Linked DNA regions of Homo sapiens: region 2 is linked to region 1. A link is an interaction called in ENCODE POLR2A ChIA-PET data of the cell type or tissue named here. Cell type or tissue: endothelial cell of umbilical vein. All regions are shown on one strand.

Region 1 (2,500 bases):
TATTCTTTTAGTATGATCAGTGTTCATCTATGAATTGTTAAGCTTTTCAAAGACAAGGATCCTATTTTTGTGTAATTATGTGATGCAGATTTCATCCATAACCATAGAGTAAATGTTGCTAGCCTGATGAAGTTTTATAGTAATACCATGGTGCAGGGTGACCAACAATGATGCAGCATCTTCAATACATCAATTACCATGCTTCCCATCACTATGTATTTCTTCCCAGCAGTCCATTCATTCTAACAACCTGCCATTCCTCAAACCCTTCCTTATATACCACGTGTAGAAGCAGTTGTAGATCTTGTAGCATATTCTCAATGGGAATTCCTCTTTGAGTTTTAAGAATGAATCTGGTTTTTCCCAAAGTCACCGAGAAACAATTCCAGTGAATAAGGGTGATGATCCAGTTGGAGATGATCATGCTGAATAACACTTCGCCAAATAATTGTTATACAAAGATTTTAGGTGACAAGAGCATCATGGGCCTAAGTCATGGAGTGTTGGCTGACCCCTGGGGACTCCTTTAAGGAGGGTGATAACTCAGTGAATTACTAGGCAGTACCAACTTTGCAATAAGTCCCAATACATTATATCTTCCAAAAGCTGCCAAGAAAACTAAATGTGCTGATTCAGAGGTGGTACTCCCCTCCCAATTCTTACTGCTCCTTTCCAAAAGGAAAAAAGAGGATCTTAAGTAAGAAATGCCAAGTGATCCCCACTAAAACCTAGCACCATTGTAGTCAACTGGCATATGTCCTCAAAGATGATGACACAGGCTTTCCAGTTTTCTTCCCCTATGAAGAATTCATATAAAATAATTTAATGAAAAGGCTTTATGCATAAAAATGTTCAAAAGAGTATTATTTATAAGAGCAAATAACTGGCAATAACTCCCATTCAACAATATGTAAATGGCTAAATTTTAAAAATAGTACATCCACTCAGTGGACTAGGAGAGTGGCTATTAAATATATAGGAATTAAAAAATAAACTAGAATGTCTATGAATATTCAGTAGAGAAAAAAAAGAAAGAGCAAACAAAACTGCCTGGTATTAAAAAATTGGTGAATAATATTTTAATAACATATCTGCTTCTGAATATTAATAATGATGACTAACAGATAATGACATTACTCAGGAGCTCCAGAAGAATGCCTCCATGAAAGCCTGGAAATATCTGAAACCATAATAAAAACACAGGGGTTTAAATAAAAGGAAGCAATTAGAAACTTTGTGGGAGGGAAGAGGGGGAAACTGCGTAAGAAATTATAGCCCAGATATGGAGAAACCAGTCCAAAATAAGAGAAAAAGTTGCTGGAACTTGAAGAAGACACACAGAACAGACTCCAAGCAGACAAGAGAACGACAGAATACATAAGAGATATGGTAGAAAATGCTAATTTTTTCTCTCAACAAAAACAAAATACAGCCTAAAATTTTAAGAAATAAGAAGAAATTATAATAAGAAGCTTATTTATTATCTATTTACTATAGAAATAAAATAAACAAAATGTAGAATGACTCTGAACAACTACAGAAAAAATTACAATCATCTATTAGATTTTGATGCTAAGGGAAAGTTCAGTCTCCTATAAGTGGCTTAAAGGTGGTGACCTCAGAACCCCAGAAAAGGAAATGAAACCACAGCACATGACTTAGCCCTGTATTAAGCAATATTTACCTAGAAATCATAATGTAAATATTATTTATTTTTTCAGCTTTTGCAATCAAACCACAGAGCACAGATGACTTAGCTATACGTATAAAACCATTAATATATACATGTGCCTATATGCATGTATCCATTATAAACCCTCGAGATGCAAAAGGTAACCTAAAACATTATTGACAAGTTGAAGGGTAAATGTGGAGAGGAAAAGTGGAGGGAAACTCTAATATCTTCATCTTACAAAATAGTGAGTGAAGCGAAACTGTCAAAAGTTCATATAGCAAAAGACTGAGATTTATGCATATTCTGTAAACATAAAGGAAACCACAAAGAATAAAAGTAGAAATGTAACTGTCAAGACTTGGGAAGAGAACTGGGAAGGACCAATTGGATATAAATAAATAGTCCTTACCTATCATAAAATAAAGTTTAATAGGCATATCTAAAACTAGTAACTCAAGCATGAGACAGAAGCATATTATTTAGAAATATGATAGTAACCACCAAAAAAACTCAAAAACAAAAAATGGTTACAAGTGGTTGACTATGGGTAATGGAACCGGTTTGGGAAGAGATGGGACAGGAAATTACTGTTTTATTGTAAACACTTCCGCATTATTTTATTTTTACTGTAAGCCTGTATTATAGCACCTTTTAAATTAAAAAAAAAAAAACTTAGAAAAAAATTATTTCAAGCTAGAAAGGATTAACTGCCAACAGCAGGACCAAGAGGTCACAAAAGTCAAATGTGAAGGGGCTTTCCTGGGAAAACCATTACAAGATGTCACTCTTTTGAAGATCATTAAATGCATGACAAGGTCGTCTTTT
Region 2 (2,500 bases), 750 kb before region 1:
TGGGAGCTCTGGGAGCAAAGACCCCTGGTAACAGAAGCATGTTCCACATATCGTTGAGTTGTTGTCAAGATGTAGATGTTGTTCTTGCATACTGGAAAATCACCTCCTACTTCGAATATCTTCTTGATTCTCTCTCCTGCTGTGCCCTTCTAACCAGCACATGAAGCCTAAGTTCCCTTTCTCTTGACTCTCTCCTACCCCACACTGCAAGTAATCAAATCGGAGTTCTCCCTGACCATGATGAAGTTTGTGTCCCCATTAAGGAAATAATAAACATGGGGAAAATATCCCACATAGAGCTAGAAAAGAATTCTCCTAAAAGTAGAAACTTTAGCTTTGACTGATAGAAAAGGTATACCCCTGAATGTTTCCAAACTTAAGTCACAAGGAAGCCCAGCCAAGTACCAGACTGGTGTGAAATAATTTCCCCAGGTGAAGAGTACCACACTATTAGTCGACCGTGCAATTGAAGAAGAGAACGTTGCTTTTCACCAGTCATCTAGGGTCTGGAATGGGAAGGCACGAGGCCAGTGTGATGTAGACATACTCAGCTCTCAAAGAATTTTTCCTTGAAAGAGAAAAACAAAGGCAGGATGAGAACTCAATCAGCTGCTTCCTTCGGGAGACTGGGTGTAGCAGGACGGGCCCCTCACAAATATGCCAAGAATGAAGCTTTTAAATTACCACCACCAAGAATACTGGGTCAGAAGTTCCTAGAATTACTTCCTACTTGGATCAAAGAAGCATAGAGGTACAACAAGGTCTGACATCAGATGTGAAGTGATTTTGAACCCTGACCCACACTCCGATCCCCTTGGAGAACATAACTACTCCTGGAGGTGGAAGCGGATCCTGCCTTAATGGATAAAAACTGAGACAAGTCTTTTGTTCTTTTTAATACCCCAAAGGGTTGAGCTTAAGCCTTTCTGTAGGAGCAAAGACATCACCGTAAGGCAAACAGTGCTAGTACAGAACCATAAAACCCTTCTCAGCATCTAAAGGATACCCATTATGTTCATCTCAAAGTCAGAGTTATTTACTTTGCCTTTTACGTTGACATTCTTTTCTCTACTATGATAGTTAGCAAAATTGAATGAGAAAAGGCCCAAGTTCAAAATCCGCTCTGCTGCTTACAGGCCTTCTTGGTTTCAATAGTCAAACCCAGTGATGATTCTTGCCTGAGCAATCTCAGGTTGTTATGAGGAGTAGAGAATATGTAAATATGGGAAAGGGCTTTGTGACTATTCAGCTCTCCACATGTAAGCGGTTGTAATCATTCACTGACTAAACCTATCAGGTGGATTTTCTTCAACCTCAGTTGCTGCTTCATTCTCCCTTAGGGTCATGAAGTATCAGCAAGAGGCTGTTACTAGTTTTCTTGGGCTGCCTCCTGTCTGTCTCAGTCTGTATCTACAATGGAACCGACAATGAATCATATCTGTGGAGCACCAGGCAACTCAGCACTCCAGTCTGTTAAAGTGTCTTGCACTGCTTATATTACAGCAAATAAAACAGGAAAGGAAAATATATTTATTCCCATCATTAATAATCCATCATGCCTAGTCAAATTGGTCATAGTAAACTGGAACAATCACTCTTGCCTACAACAGTCTCAATATAAGGGAGTTCATTGTGCTAGCTGGGAACTTGGGACCAGATCATCCTGGATCTCAGTGGGCCACTTTCTGGCTGAGTGACCCCACAAAGGTCACTTAATTCCTCATAATTTCCTTATAGATATAATCTTGGTTAATAATAACAACCTATGTAAAGAGTGAGCATATTAAGTTAAATGAGGAAATAATGATAAAAGTGTTACATAGTAAGTCCGCAAGCACATTTGGGTTCCCTTCTTCCTTGCAGGTGAAGGGAAAATAAATAATAATAATGATAGCTGGCTGGGCAAGGTAGCTCACACTTGTAATCCCAGTACTTGGAGAGGCTAAGGAGGGAGGATTGCTTGAGCACAGGAATTTGAGACTAGCCTGGGCAATATGGCAAAACCCTAGCTCTACAAAAATGCAAAAATTAGCTGAGTACGGCAGCATGCACCTGTAGTCCTAGCTACTCAGGAGGCTGCAGTGGGAGAATAGCTTAAGTCTGGGAAGTTGAGGCTGCAGTGAGCTGTGATTGTGCACTGCACTCCAGCCTGGGTGACAGAGCAAGACCCTGTCTCAAAAAAAAAAAAAAAAAGTAAATAATGATAGGTAATACTTACATAGCATCTATGATACAGCAGGCACTGTTCTGAGAGTTCTACTTATTAATATATTAGCTCACCTAGTCTTTGCAACTCTGAGATAGAATGCTGTTTTCATCTAACCTTTACAGGTGGGTAAGCTAAAGCTCAGTGAGATTATATACTTACCTGGGGTCACATAGCTCACAGGGACAGAACCAGGATTTAACTCAGGTGCTCTGACACTACAGTGCTGTGCTAACCTACCATGCTACAACGCTGCCCATGATTATGGATATTAATCCACAGGCTTCTTTCAAC

Evidence for each region. ChIA-PET counts read pairs that join two places held together with the same protein. Peaks named below come from ENCODE experiments on the same cell type or tissue, not always from the same donor. Only the 100,000 strongest peaks of a DNase experiment are listed, where the experiment ranks them.
Region 2: POLR2A ChIA-PET joins it to region 1 with 9 read pairs; 1 of 35 experiments calls an interaction of 5 or more read pairs at or near these places.

The regions. Positions count from the first base shown.
Region 1 is chr3:188,186,436-188,188,935 of GRCh38, reverse strand. All of the region lies in intron 1 of LPP (LIM domain containing preferred translocation partner in lipoma), which reads right to left. Among named protein-coding and RNA genes, the nearest start is that of FLJ42393, 9.1 kb to the right of the region's middle. In endothelial cell of umbilical vein, no CTCF peak of the experiment used is centred here; a DNase peak (open chromatin) is centred at 1,205.
Region 2 is chr3:188,935,713-188,938,212 of GRCh38, reverse strand. No RefSeq gene overlaps it. Among named protein-coding and RNA genes, the nearest start is that of TPRG1-AS1, 11 kb to the left of the region's middle. RefSeq lists enhancers at 1-215, 335-836. In endothelial cell of umbilical vein, no CTCF peak of the experiment used is centred here; DNase peaks (open chromatin) are centred at 642 and 1,402.